Regions from separate parts of the Mus musculus genome. Here region 2 is linked to region 1. A link is a loop called in an ENCODE intact Hi-C map of the cell type or tissue named here. Cell type or tissue: left cerebral cortex. All regions are shown on one strand.

Region 1 (8,000 bases):
CTTGCTAGTGTATGCAATGGTGTCAGCGTTTGGAAGCTGATTATGGGATGGATCCCCAGATATGGCAGTCTCTAGATGGTCCATCCTTTTGTCACAGCTCCAGACTTTGTCTCTGTAACTCCTTCCATGGGTGTTTTGTTCCCAATTCTAAGAAGGGGCAAAGTGTCCACACTTTGGTCTTCATTCTTCTTGAGTTTCATGCATTTAGCAAATTGATACTCTGTTTTAAATGCAATATCACTTAATTATTTTAACATGCAAATGTGTTTTGGTTTTACAAATGTAGGAACTGCTCTGAGTCTTCTATTACTGCACAGGAGACATAGGGTAGTTGAAACCTTACTTACCAAGGGTTTACCAATTCTTGGGAATCTCCAAGTATGGTGGTTAATCTTGGTTGTCAACTAGATGGGATCAAGAAACACTTGGACCATGGGCCTCTGGGCATGTCTGTTCTGGTGGTGTCTTTATAGGGAGCAGAGATCTGAGATTCCTATTTTGATTACTTATAGATCTAACTTATTATTTAAAAATGTAAATAAGCTGGCTATGATGGACACTTGTGATCCCAGCCTTCATAGCTACAGATAAGAGGGACCAGGAGTCTAAAACCTTCCTTTGCTACATAGAGAATTTAAAGCCAACCAGGAATACATATGACCCTAACTCATAAACAATAGTGAAAAATTAAGTAATTGAAAAGTTACATTTATATTCATAAACATCAAACTATATTTAAAGAGTGAAAAATATATTTAAAACCTAATACTTTTATTGTATTACTGTACTACCAAGTTATTAACTAGTTAAGTAGCAAGCAAGCACAGTCAAATTATTTGTCTTGAAGTTCTGGTAAGAACTGAAAATGTCTTAAATATGCTCATGGGAAATTAAGTAATGTCAGAATCCAGTGTGCCATATTATTAAATGTATTGTTCTGATATGAATGTTATTCATCACCAGGAGTTTTTAGTAACATAGATGCTTGCATTTTAGGAAAGCACATCATGGCTCCTCAGATCTTGAGGACTATAAATAGCACATGTACAAATTGCCAATGATCAAAATATGCATTTTAAGTACACAGTACCACGGTTTCTGTGTATAATACCTCACTGTAAATCGTGGGTCAGGAATTCACATTTAGGGAAAGTATGCTAAGTTGTGTTAACAGCAGGAAAGATTTCATGGGTGGCTGGAGATAAGAAGGCACATTGGAGATATATATATATATATATATATATATATATATATATATATATATATATAGAGAGAGAGAGAGAGAGAGAGAGAGAGAGATGATAGATGCTGAATCCTTCGTGTGGTGGTTTGAATGAGGTATCTCCCATAGTCTGAGCACTTGAATACTTGGTCATTAGTGGGTGGCATTGGGGAAGGCTTAGGAGGTATGTCCCTGCTGAAGGACATATGTCACTGGGGGGAGGGTTTTAAGATTTCAAAAGACTCTTGCCATTTCAAGTTTGTTGTTTCTTTCTGGTGCTTTTTCTGTTTGCTTTTGGGAATGTGAGTTCTCAGCCTTTGCTGTTGATGTCGCCGCCATCATATCTGGCTGCTGCTATGCTTGACTTCCCCATGTGATAGTGATGCACTCTCATTCCTCTGAATCCATAAGCCTGAACAAAGCTTTTCTTCTATTAATTGCCTTGGTCATGGTGTTTTATCACAGCTTTAGAAAGGTAACTAATGCAATAGACTAACCAAAGTACTAATAAATAAAAACAACAGGCATGCCAGATATTATGTTATAAGACATTAGAATAACATAAATTAATTGGAATTCCAGATAATTTTAATGAATTATCTTACTTCACTGAATATACCTGTCTAGCCAATTGGTCTATGGGAGTTAAGGATTTCACTTAAATCCAAATATCTTAGAGTTGTTTACTTTTATTTAAATAAAGCAAGAAGCATCATGAATACGGAGTTTTATTCAGCTTATATTAAATCCACATATCAGATATCTACATTTTATTTGCGGTTTTCCCCTATTAATATAACATATCCCAATGGAAATATGTCAAGACTGTGGTTTCAGACAAAGCCTGGCCCTCTTATTCAGAATCCCTGACAGGGCAGTGAGCGCCCACGTGGGTAGATTTATTTTTGTGTAATTGAGGAAAAGTTCAAGTGTACTGTTTGACATTTAACAACCCTAGCTGAGTCTAATGGTTTGACTGTTCTGAACCAGCTGTCGCTCTAGTAAGCTTAAGTGGAGCGATTCCGGAATTTGTGATGGATCTAGCTCCATGGCGAGGACAGCTGGCAAGGCTGTATTTTTAGCCATCTTCCCCTTTTATGCATCAGTGTGACAAATTTAACCAGCACGCCCACCTAGTGGCCCTGTGGAAAGTAGGAAAGTAGGATGCTTCGTTTTCTCCTACAAAGTGGGGCTATGTTCAGATGTATGTCTTTGGCAACTGCAAAGTTGTTCATTTCAGTTCATTTGCTAAAGCATTGTCACTGAAGAACACTCAGTTTCATAGCATCAGCTCTTTAATCTTACAAGATGGGAGTTCATTATTTAGCAGGAAGAGAGATTTTTCAGGTAGTGACTGTGATTCTTTAGGCCAAATTTGTCACCTCTTTATATACTATTAAATAACAGTTGTAGACTACTCTGCCCCATGTGGTGTGCTTCATGATAGATGTATACTAATTGTTTATACCAGTGTTGATTATTATGACACAGCATCACAGGCTCATTTCTCACAATTCTGGGGCTAGTAGTCTAAGGTCACGGTATTGACAGTCTTCCGTTGAAGACCTATGTGTTAGGCTTTCAGGTTCTGTGCAGGGCTTTCATAGTAAATTTCCTTGCTATAATAGCACTGACCCTATTGTGAGGACCCATGATATTCTGAACCAACTGTAGTCCTCTTCCAAAGGGCCCAATTTTACATCACATGAGGTGTTAAAAATTGTCAACCTATAAACTTTAAACAGACAGATACTCATCCCATAACAATAGAAAACAAGAAAAGAGGAAGAAGAAAGAAAAGGAGGAGGAAGAAGAGGGACAAGGGAAGGAGAAGGAAGAGGAGAACATGTTTGCCTCCATAGGTTCTTGATTGGAAATTGAGGAAGGTGATGTGACAACAACTGTAACTTCAACATAAAAGTAGAACACTGCTGTGGAGCTTGGTGACTCATTACTTAATGCCACTTGGCTTTGGATGTACACAAACTTTACCTGAATACATCACTAACCATGGCTCCACAGATGACGTTATTGGGCCAATGAGTGCTTCCCAAGTACTGTGCAAAGTCCACATGGGTCCTGAAAGCTTGGAAACCCAGGGTTGAATAAGGTGAGAAAAGGTCTGTCTGTGATCTGTGCATCACTCCTTTTTGTCATTAAAATGTTGCTATTCTCTGTGGCCCTTCAAGGGAGATAGATTACTCAACTTCTTTTATGGATGCTAGAAACACAATCTCTAGACTTTACAGAAGGCTGAGATCTAAACCCTGGAAGAAATAAAAGCAGTATTTCTTACTTGTGTCAATACTGAAAACATGTGGGCTCTTGGGCCCACATGGTACTCTAAACTGCCGCAGACCCTCTGGGTCCCTGTGTCGCGTGGAACGGGGTCTCTTGAAGCGGGTGGGCAAAGCGTGGATGAGCGACAAACAGACACACACACAGGAGAGTTCGTGTGGAATCTGAGTGTAATTTTTCAAATGGAACATCAGACTTTTTATGCAGAAGACAACAACGTAGTTGGGTGACATACCCGCAAGGTACAAATGAAGTAACCGGATGCTTAATGACTCTTACACAGAACAGAGGAATGAAAACGCAAAGACTGGCAGGAACTGGGCAATAAAATAACTGAGCCAGAGTCAGCCCTATCTAAGGTCAGCTATAGTCTTAGAAGCCAGGTGTGAGAACTTTTCACTCCTAGGTCAAGGGCTTTCACACCCAAGTCATGGTTCTAACTAGGGAGTTCCATTCTAGCTAACCATCTCATGAATAATGCAATTCTCTAAAACCACAGCCGGATCTACTTCCTAAACCATTGTAAATTCCTGTATATAGGTGTAACTCAGCTATAATTCTAAATATCTATTCTGGTTTCTCCTACGGTCAGAAACTTCTTTCTTCCTTAGTGATGGTAAATTCCTGTGAAGGGCAGTGACCTAACTTTTACTCAAAGAGATAGTGTAATACCTGGGGCAGTACTGAATTCCAAGCTCAAGGTCTTGCTAAGGACGAACTAGGACTGTTGGAACACTGGCAGACGGCTTTAGCTATGTCAGAATTCAATCTTAAAAGGCACTTATGATAGGAAAATATTGAAAGAGAGCACGTGGATCCATACACTAGACTAACTCGGGAATGGAACGTGGGAATGAAAAATTACTGTATGGGTAGGGAACGCTAGACTCCAGGAGGAGAGCTTCCTTGAAACTCTTTTGCCTCATGAGTGACTTTTAAGCCTCTCGGCTTGTCCAGTTGACTCGACCAGAGAGCGTAGCACTAGACAATCAATAAAACAATAGTTTCTCTTAAGGTACGTTATTTTAACAATGGAATTTATAAATACCTTGGTTCTATATATTTTGCTTTTTAAAGATTGTGGTTTTAAGAGTCTATGTATACAGAGTGACACTTACATCTGTGTGATTATATTACTCATCTTTCTCTTCCTCTGTGGAACCTACCCAGATTCTCCTAAGTCAAGTTCAGACTTCTTTTGAGGTCCATTTACCAGCACATGGTCACAAACTTTATGCAACGTTTTAAAGTGAGATTGTGGTAGTTTGAGTGAAAATGGCCCCCATATGATCATAGTAGTATCCTTTAAAAGGAATAGGAGGTATGGCCTTCTTGGAGTGGGTGTGGCCTAACTGGAGAAGTGTTCCACTCGGGTTAGACTTTGAGGTTTCTGAGCTCAGGCCAGGTCCAGTCTCTCTCTCTCTCTCTCTCTCTCTCTCTCTCTCTCTCTCTCTCTCTCTCTCTCTCTCTCTCTCTTTGCTGGAGCCTGTGTCCAATTGCAGACCTCTCGGCTCTGCCTCCAACATATACCTGCCTGCATGTGCTATGATTGGCTCCTTCTCCAGCATCATGGCTACCTGCATGTGCTGTGCTTTTCACCATGATGAAAATGGACTGAACCTCTAAACATATAAGCCAACCCCAGTTAAATATTTTTCTTTATAAGTATTGCCATGGTCATGATGCCTCTTCACTGCAATAGAAACCCTAAGTTTTATCACGGGTCATCAGCAAAACTTCTGTTTTAAGATACACAAAGCTGACATGGATTCAATGAGAAGAAATTTTCAACAGGCATGGTGATATGTACCTGACATCCCAGCATTTGAGAGGCTGAAGCAGAAGGATTAAGAGGTCTAAGCCAAGCTTATATACAGAGCAATTGAACCTGCCTCAAAGAAACTTATAAAACTCATAAATTTGAATTCATGTCTATTTGTATTATACAGAAGAACTATTGTTTAATCATAAATGTTGTATTCTTTAGAAAAGTGCTACATCTCATAAGCATTTGTCAGCTGCAAATATCATCAATCTAAAATGCATGAGATACCTCTAACCTAGTACCAGCTGCCCCCCGTCCTGACCTGTAGCAACTAGAAGCTTTGCAACTTCACAATAAATTGTTTTACCCTATATCACCAGTCAAGGGAAAAAATCAAAATTAAATTTGAATGTATGTTGGTTACTACCTCATGAAGCTAAAAATGTCTCTATTTTGAAACACTGCCAATAAGAAACATTTGTGTTTATGATACAGCATGGTTAACTTTTGTTTTTCTTTTCAAAATTAACAAATAACCTTTTCTGTCTACATAGTGTAGCGTTAACCTACCCATGTATTGAATTGGTGTGTGTATCCTAATTAGCTTGAATTGTCCAGTTGGCATGATCTAGAGCAGTGATTCTCAACCTGTGGGTCTCAACCCATTTTGTGTAGAACAACCTTTTCATAGGTGTCCTCTAAGACCACATGCATATCAGATATTTGCATTACAATTCATAACAGTAGCAAAATTGCCCGGGCTACCTTGCCAGCAGAGTCTTGCCCAACACCCGCAAGGGCCCACACGGGACTCCCCACGGGATCCTAAGACCTCTGGTGAGTGGAACACAGCGCCTGCCCCAATCCAATCGCGTGGAACCTGAGACTGTGGTACATAGGGAAGCAGGCTACCCGGGCCTGATCTGGGGCACAAGTCCCTTCCGCTCGACTCGAGCCCCGGGCTACCTTGCCAGCTGAGTCGCCTGACACCCGCAAGGGCCCACACAGGATTCCACACGTGATCCTAAGACCTCTAGTGAGTGGAACACAACTTCTGCCAGGAGTCTGGTTCGAACACCAGATATCTGGGCACCTGCCTTGCAAGAAGAGAGCTTGCCTGCAGAGAATACTCTGCCCACTGAAACTAAGGAGAGTGCTACCCTCCAGGTCTGCTTATAGAGGCTAACAGAGTCACCTGAAGAACAAGCTCTTAACAGTGACAACTAAAACAGCTAGCTTCAGAGATTACCAGATGGCGAAAGGCAAACGTAAGAATCCTACTAACAGAAATCAAGACCACTCACCATCATCAGAACTCAGCACTCCCACCCCACCTAGTCCTGGGCACCCGAACACAACCGAAAATCTAGACCCAGATTTAAAAACATTTCTCATGATGATGATAGAGGACATCAAGAAGGACTTTCATAAGTCACTTAAAGAATTACAGGAGAGCACTGCTAAAGAGTTACAGGCCCTTAAAGAAAAGCAGGAAAACACAGCCAAACAGGTAGAAATCATTAACGAAAAACAGGAAAACACATCCAAACAGGTGATGGAAATGAACAAAACCATACTAGAACTAAAAGGGGAAGTAGACACAATAAAGAAAACCCAAAGCGAGGCAACGCTGGAGATAGAAACCCTAGGTAAGAGATCTGGAACCATAGATGCGAGCATCAGCAACAGAATACAAGAAATGGAAGAGAGAATCTCAGGTGCAGAAGATTCCATAGAGAACATTGACACAACAGTCAAAGAAAATACAAAATGCAAAAGGATCCTAACTCAAAACATCCAGGTAATCCAGGACACAATGAGAAGACCAAACCTACGGATAATAGGAATTGATGAGAATGAAGATTTTCAACTTAAAGGGCCAGCTAATATCTTCAACAAAATAATAGAAGAAAACTTCCCAAACATAAAAAAAGAGATGCCCATGATCATACAAGAAGCCTACAGAACTCCAAATAGACTGGACCAAAAAAGAAATTCCTCCCGACACATAATAATCAGAACAACAAATGCACTAAATAAAGATAGAATATTAAAAGCAGTAAGGGAGAAAGGTCAAGTAACATATAAAGGAAGGCCTATCAGAATTACACCAGACTTTTCACCAGAGACTATGAAAGCCAGAAGAGCCTGGACAGATGTTATACAGACACTAAGAGAACACAAATGCCAGCCCAGGCTACTATACCCGGCCAAACTCTCAATTACCATAGATGGAGAAACCAAAGTATTCCACGACAAAACCAAATTCACACAATATCTTTCCACGAATCCAGCCCTTCAAAGGATAATAACAGAAAAGAAGCAATACAAGGACGGAAATCACGCCCTAGAACAACCAAGAAAGTAATCATTCAACAAACCAAAAAGAAGACAGCCACAAGACCAGAATGCCAACTCTAACAACAAAAATAAAAGGGAGCAACAATTACTTTTCCTTGATATCTCTTAATATCAATGGACTCAATTCCCCAATAAAAAGACATAGACTAACAGACTGGCTACACAAACAGGACCCAACATTCTGCTGCTTACAGGAAACCCATCTCAGGGAAAAAGACAGACACTACCTCAGAATGAAAGGCTGGAAAACAATTTTCCAAGCAAATGGACTGAAGAAACAGGCTGGAGTAGCCATTTTAATATCGGATAAAATCGACTTCCAACCCAAAGTTATCAAAAAAGACAAGGAGGGAC
Region 2 (8,000 bases), 60 kb after region 1:
TTTTTGTAAGTAACATACAATCAACTCATTAAAACGGGCAAACTCACCAAATAAGATACACATCTTGGACAAAAGCTCTGGGCGAAGTTGGTTACTGATATGCCTAAACTGTGAGTAACACTGGTGTGTCACTTTCTTTTTATATGCTATGACTGATCAGTGTCCCTTAGTAGCTCTGTAAGCAAAGCATTCCTGTAATGTAATTTAACTTAGCAATGAGAGATAGCATTAAAGAAGTCTTTTGGTGATTTTACATTTTTTTTAATTAGCCTGGAAGTAGCTGGATCAAAATTGAAGGATGAGGAGAAAAAAAAAATCACAACTTGAAATATCTGTTATTTCAATAAAAGAATTTTTACTTTAGAAATCACCAATCCTGCTGAAAACTGTGGCAAACAGTGCAGGTGTGTGTGGGAGTGTTGAACAATGTTTCTGAAATTTGCTTCATACTTAAATAGTCACATGGTCACATCAAATATTTAGATTTTATTTATCCAAGTACAGCAAGGGTTGGAATAAAAATATTTTTTTCTTATACAAAAAGCTACATCTTGTTGTATTGTATTGAAGATGGGCTTTCTGTCTTTCTTTTTGCATTGGAGTAGATTGGAGGTGTCTGTGTCCTGTATTAAACGTAGTCAGAGCTCAGTAGACTGTCTTCCATCCCATCAATGTTTGTATTCATTGTATTAATGCAGACCTCTATCCATCTCTTTTCTCTCTAGCACAATGCCCAGCAAATGAAGTGCGAACAGAGTCTTCTGGGGTGATTCTCAGTCCCGGGTACCCAGGCAACTATTTTAACTCCCAGACATGTGCTTGGAGTATTAAAGTGGAGCCAAACTTCAACATCACACTCTTTGTGGACACATTCCAAAGTGAAAAGCAATTTGATGCACTGGAAGTGTTTGATGGTAAGCCCCAGATTTTCAGGGTACCACAGGGCAATTAAGTGTTCTAGAAGACTTTTAGTGCTCCAAATGTCTATTTTACTCAAGATGCATGAAATGAATAGCTCATATGGATATTGAAGTGGTAAATGTCGCACCTGTCTTTACAGAGCTGCTTTATATAATAAAATCAAATGAATTTGATGCCCAATGGTGCTACTTTCAATACCACTGTTCTGGTTTTATACAGTGGTTCTAATGAGCACCTTAATGCAGCAGTGGCTGGATCATCAACTGAGGTGGATCTAAGGCCAGTGTTTTCTTTGTATAGGAGATACATCATGCCCAAGCAGAGCAGAGCCAAACCCATGTGTGGCCAAGAACAGAGAGTTTTCTCAGGTTTTATGGATTTGTCAGATAAAGCACAATGTATTCAGTGATAAGAACTGCTTTAATTGATCTTGTGTGTTTATGTGAGTCTCACTAGTTAGATGGACCATGAATGATAAATAAATCACTGTGCAGAGTGACCCCAGGAGTCAAGTTGTGAGGATTGTTATATTGCACATGAAACTCTAGCATTATATATAGAAACAAATGGCACACACAAAGAAAAGCAGCCCACACAAAGCTTTTGTCTCTGTGTTTGTACAAGTGTATATTTCTATTTGAATCATAAGTAAGTATTAAGATGTGAGTTGTTTCAAGCTTAGGCACATCTTCTCCTTTGTTTGAATTAGAATATAGAAGGCAATACTTTCATGCTTCTAGTTTTCAGAAACAACATCCTTACAAATAGATTTTTTTTCCCTAATTGCTGATAGCCTGGTGCTTTCTAAATCATGACTAGACCATGATCAAGATCAAAAACTAGGGAGTAGCCCAGAACACAATACAAGCACTTTCTGTCTGGTTAGAAGTGGCTCATGGCTTGCATCACTCTGCTTTCAAATATACACATCTTTTATAAAGAGAAAGGTCACAGTTTTGTATTCAGAACTTCTGCAAGTGATGGCATTTCCTATGCACTGTGTTTATTTTATCTTGGCAACATTGGTGCTAGCCTATATTTTATGAGCTAAGAAGAAGTAAGCTGAGCATACCAGCTGTATGCACCATTTCCTTAGTGTATACTTTCAATAGTGCAGATATGGATTCTCCTCACTTTCCTAATTGTCAGAACTCAGTGAAGAACAGTGTCTGATCTCCAGTTGTGATTGGCTGCTGAGACCACTGGCTATCCTGGCAAACTTACCTGCACATCTCTTTTCTAGGATATTGTTATAGATGCTACAAAGAGGCATGCTTTCCAGAATATGCCTAAATACCATGATCTAGACAGAGATCAGACCAAGAATAGTAAGGGATTTGGTGGGAGATTAGCAACTCTTGAAAATGCACTCTTGTGTTCTGTCGGTAAAAATGGCATTTCAAGTATGGCAAGCTCAGGATAGTTAATTCCTCTGTGGCATATTATTTCAGAGGGTCTTGATCTTGTTTAACAGCCATAAGAAGACCTCACACAGCTCATGTTCAGCCATCTTCCACATGAAGCAGGGTCACTCTTTTGTAGGACATAGACAGTAGACTTTGCAGACAGTCTTTGGGCACCATCTTTCATAACAAGAAGAATCATTTCTAGGGATGTCCACACAAACTTCCACATTTTTTACTTTGTTGTTTTCCTCATGTATTCTTGTGATTGCTATTACCAGGACCCTTTTAATGTTTACACACAGAGAATAATTTCTTAGACTTGAAGAGTGAGAGTCTAGGACTAAACAGTGGGGAAGCTGTGTCTCTGAGGCTCTTTTTGGCATGTAGGTGTATCCTCTTCATGTGGTCATATGGTTTTTGGTTTTTTTTTTCTGTGTATCTGTGTTCTGATCACTTCTTCTTAAGACATGCTATTCATGGTGGAGTCAAGGCCCACCCCTGAAAACTCATTTCAAAGTAGCTCTCTCTATATAGAGCACATGTCCAAGGTCAATCACTCTCTGAGTTATTGAAGGCAGGAATTTAATGCATGTTTGTGCAGAGTCCAACAGAGCCTTGAATAGCTTTATCCATGATAAGTCCCTAACAGTGATTTGGGCGTAAGAGGAAGTGAAGCTGTGACCTGTCAGTATTTTCCATGAATGGAATGGAGGGTGCCCCTCCCCTTGCCCTGATAAGTTTAGATTATGAATAGCCACAGAAGGCCCATTCTCCCATTCTCTCACACATTTCCCCACGCGTGAACTTGTGAAATGTGGAAAAGTGAGTAATGATTTTAAGACAAGGGGATGCATCCACAATAGAAAAGGAACAGGGCATAACTCCTGTTTCTTGAAGCTGCTTTCTCTCCCAAGTGACATGAAGATGCAGTCACTGCATGGTACACAGGGCATTTAATCATTTTGCTGTATAAACATTTTGAGAACTTTCAGGTCTATAGAATAACGATATATGTCAATGATAACTTTAAAATTATTTTCATACTTCCTGGATCTATAGTTGCTTTTTTATAGACACACAGAGACTCATTGAGACTGTCTACTCACGCATAGCCCCCTGCTAGTTCTAATGGGGATACTTGTAGTCTAAGGAAAGAGAAGTGGGTCGTTGTTATGAATGTGACCATCATTTCTCCTTTATCTCTGTTCTCATCCATCCATCTACTCTGCATCTATCAATCCATCTACTCCCCACCAGCCCATCCATCATCTCTCTGCACACATATTTCTTATATGGCACACATTTGACTGCTTGTGAATTACTCTGATACTAATCTACAATGGGTACTTTCATATGTTACTCTTGGACTTATCTATATGAATATATATATATATGTGTGTACTTTACTAATTTTAGATACTGTATAAATTTAATTTCTCCTCATGATATTTCCAATACTTAAAGAAAGTTTTCGTCCAAAGTTTATCATGAACAATAATATTGGAATATGTTTGCCATGTAAGTAACTTTTGTACCTATGTGCGAGAGTTGATGAAATTAAAACTTCAGATTTACTGTGTATCATCAAGTTGTTCCCCAAAGCGATTGACTGTACTTATACACCACTGACATTGCAAGAAAGATTCTCGTTTTCCATATGTGTAGTATATTATCCATTATAATAGTAAAAGGATATTCTCATGTTGAAATGTCATTGTTTCACTGATGTATTTCATTCATTTCCATAATAAGTCACTAGTAACTTATGTACTTGAGTCCCCTACTCCTTCCCCACATTGTTTCATTACCACGGAATGTATTTATTATTATTTTCATTTGAATATTTTTTTCACTTTGAAAATAAATGTCTATTGTACATTTGCATACGTGTTTAATCAACAGCTAAGAAAGATCTGCATCTGTAGGTGCCCACATCTGAAAGTTTTCTTTTTTTTTTTTTAGGTTCTTCTGGACAAAGTCCTCTGTTAGTGGTCTTAAGTGGGAACCACACTGAACAGTCCAATTTTACCAGCAGAAGTAACCATCTGTACCTGCGCTGGTCCACAGACCATGCAACCAGCAAGAAAGGATTCAAGATTCGCTATGCAGGTGAATAGGTGGGCCTGGACATCAGCTGGAATGGCTTTCAGTACCACTTTCATCTTAACACTAGGTCTAGGTTATGGTGAAGTTCTGACTTCTGACAACTAAAAGCCAGCAAGAAGAACATAGTGGAAGAAATACTTGAAGTGAGAGCCCTAAACTATGAGAAAACTTGATTAATATGTTATAATTTACTGATTAAAGAGTAAATATTAAAATTTTATACCATGGATAATAAAGACATTTGCCCCAAATTACAGTAATATAGCCAAAATTAGCATTAACACTGGGAACAAATGAGAGTTGATTATACTGCCATAAATTGTATAAACAGTAATTACAGTTGTCCTTAGTAAGTCACTCTATCTATTGCATTCTATATACTTATCTTTACATATGCCTATACTTTATATACTAGTCTATGTTTTATATAAACATTTACATTATAAGTTTGCATTTGGCATACATACATGCATGTGTAGTTCTATTTCAAAATTGGAGTTATTTTATCCTTTCTCCTTATTTATTAATCATTGTCTATAAGTAGATATTTGTATTAAACTAATTAAATCTCCCAGTACATCAATGAAGTGTTAAGCTCTAGTACAGGTTTCAATGTAGTCTGATCTACACCAGTGTTTCTATTGTCCCCATGAGAGCATAGGGGAACTTCATTCCTGGGAACAGTTCACTTATGAACCACAGCCCTCTGAGCTCCTCCCAGTCAGTGGTAAGTGGGGTTGTCCTTGATATCTCTCTTCCTTGGAATGGTAGCATCTAGCACACTAGATGCAGGGTCTTCTGAAAGACTTTTTTAATCCCCATTGGCAATGTATGTTTTCAGGGTGGAGATCAGCCCAAGGGGACAAAGTGAGTGTTGGGGGCTGAAATCTTCTAGCCTTCTCTAGTTGAAAGAGATTAGAAAACCTCACCAGCAGCCAGTCTTTGGGACTTGTGGTGTTAAGACAACAATGGGCAGGGGATTCGGACATTTTTCCCTTCAAAGTGTGCTAAAGATGTGCTCAGGTCTGTGCCACAGTCCCTGAGCAGGGATTGGACTCACACAGCCTGGTTCTGAAGAATGGATGCTCAGACTTTTCAGGTTTAAAATTCCTACTCTATTGTCTGTTAGTTCATCCAGAGATAAGCTAGAAATCTCTAGCCTATAATATATGATGCACAAGACCATATCCTTCCCATTTGCACATTGCATTTGCCTGGCCCACATGCTGTGGGTCAACCCAATATGAGCCTGGGCTTTGTGCTTTATGACTGGGGAGAAGGTTGTTCAGAAAAGGAACCTGGGCTTCCCAGCTCTGAACTCTCGTTGTATTGTTCTTTTCACGTATTGACAGGCAATCATAGGGTTTTGTAATATAATAAAGCAGATTTGTAAAGACAAGATAATTATATTCCACTAAATATATTAATAGGATGTAAGACCGTTCAGCCGTCCAAATACTGCCTCTGTTATGTGGAAGATTATGGCTTTGAAACTAACCTGTTTGGGCTAGAGAGACTGCTCGGTGATTAAAAGCACTTTCACGTCTCACAGGGGACACAGGTTTGGTTTCCGGTATTCTCAAGGCCCACAACTGCCTGTAACTCCAGTTCCTGGTTTCTGATCACTGAGGGTACTTGCCTTCATATATAAAATGCATGTGTGTGTGTGTGTGTGTGTGTGTGTGTGTGTGTGTGAGAGAGAGAGAGAGAGACAGAGACAGAGACAGAGACAGACAGACAGACAGACAGACAGAGAGACAGAGAGACAGAGAGACAGAGACAGAGACAGAGACAGAGACAGAGACAGAGACAGAGACAGAGACAGAGACAGAATTAATACTTGAAAGCTGGAGAGATGGCTCATCAACTATAAACATTTGGGGATCTTTCTTATAGAGCATCCTGGTTTGTTTCCCAGTACCCACATGGTGCCTTATAGTCATTTTCAACTCTAGTTCCAGAAGATCTAACTCCCTGTTTCTGGCCCCCCAAGCAAACCAAACGCATGTGTAATACACAGACATACATGCATGCAAAACACACATACACATAAAAGAGATAAAATTTAAATAAATGAATAAAAACTAATAGCCATATCTAAGTTTAAAAATGTCTCCTAGCAGAATTGGATACTTGTTGAATTTTATGAATTTTCTATTGTAACATAAAATTCTACATTTTCTTTTTCTTTTTTTTTTAACTGTATGAGAAAAGTATTTATTTTTAATAAAAGGAAAATAATAAATAAGTAAATCAATAAAATAACCATGGAATCTAGTAGTAGTAGCATTTTAAAATGGGACTTATTGTTTACTAATGTATTAAAATCTGACCTGTCCAGCAGGTCCAGTTATTCGAGGGTCTCAAGGGGACCTTCTCCTAAGAACCAAATGGGGGGAGGGAGAGACAAGAACCAAGTGCAATGATTAGCAGTCTGATTAGCATCAAGGTCTCACTGTATTCAGCAAGGCTCAAGCCTTAAATGCACAAGCAAAAGGGGAAGTACTTCTCAGCAGAAGGGATGGGGTAGCGGAAATTTTTCTTTTGGTGACCTCACGGGGAAGCAGGAACTTGGTGGTATCGGGTACATCTTGTGGTCAGGACATCCAGTTCTGACTTAGGGCTGGAACAATCTGGTTGTTCCTGGAGCGGTGTGTCGGTGGCTCGCTTTTGACCCCCTTTTCTTCTGGTAGGGGGCGGGGAAGGTCCAATTCAGAGATCAGGACAATTGTGTTGTCTTTATAGCTCCCAACAAAAATCTAGAGCATAATGACAAGTTCTTATGCCTGAAAGCTTTTTTTTATTGGATATTTTCTTTATTTATATTTCAAATATTTCCCCCTTTCCATCTCTCCCCTTCAGAACCCCCCTATCCCATTCCCTCTCCCCCTGCCTCTATGAGAGTGCTCCCCTACCCACCCACTCCTTTAAGTTCTACATTTTCAATGTTTGAGCAAATAGTTTACCCAAATCTCATGTATTATATAAAAAAAATTTATATATGTATCAAATCATACTCCATCAGACCACTATACAAAATGTTCTTGTTCATGATTGAAATGTTCATGTTCTTGATTGAAAAAAAAATGTTCAATGCCTGTTTTCTTTTTTTAATCATTCCTTTCTTAAAATGTAGAGAATGTTGAGGTTATAAATGTGGTGTCCTGAGCAAGGCCATATCACTTCTTACCCTTGTCTTTATGAATGGCAGCCTGAGGGTAGCATGTGGGGTGGGTGCCTGCTATGAAGATTGGTCACTTCCTGGCCTTGCTGTAGTCAGCACCCTGCCTAGTGTTGAAACACAGCAGAGGGCTGGAGATTCACAAGGAAACCCTGTGGAACTCATAAATGCTTACTTAGCCCAGAAGCTCAGAATACCCAAGATACAATTCACAAACCACATGAAACTCAAGAAGAAGGAAGATCAAAATGTGGATACTTTGATCCTTCTTAAAAGGGAGAATAAAATACCCATGGAAGGAGTTGCAGAGACAAAGTGTGAAGCAGAGACTGAAGGAATGACCATCTAGAGACTACCCCACCTGGGGATCCATCCCATAGAGTCAC

What was found. Hi-C counts contacts between places; a loop is a spot of excess contacts. Peaks named below come from ENCODE experiments on the same cell type or tissue, not always from the same donor. Only the 100,000 strongest peaks of a DNase experiment are listed, where the experiment ranks them.
Region 2: it touches region 1 in a loop (3-fold over the local background); 2 of 42 quality-filtered maps call a loop at or near these places.

What each region holds. Positions count from the first base shown.
Region 1 is chr8:16,045,979-16,053,978 of GRCm38, reverse strand. The region is part of intron 37 of Csmd1 (CUB and Sushi multiple domains 1); the gene reads left to right. Among named protein-coding and RNA genes, the nearest start is that of Gm46073, 120 kb to the right of the region's middle. In left cerebral cortex, no CTCF peak of the experiment used is centred here; DNase peaks (open chromatin) are centred at 2,324 and 3,224; H3K27ac peaks cover 1,982 bases.
Region 2 is chr8:15,985,508-15,993,507 of GRCm38, reverse strand. Csmd1 (CUB and Sushi multiple domains 1) reads left to right here. Exons shown (of 70, transcript NM_053171.2): 47 at 726-914; 48 at 4,290-4,436. Among named protein-coding and RNA genes, the nearest start is that of Gm46073, 56 kb to the right of the region's middle. In left cerebral cortex, no CTCF peak of the experiment used is centred here; DNase peaks (open chromatin) are centred at 809 and 3,089; H3K27ac peaks cover 92 bases.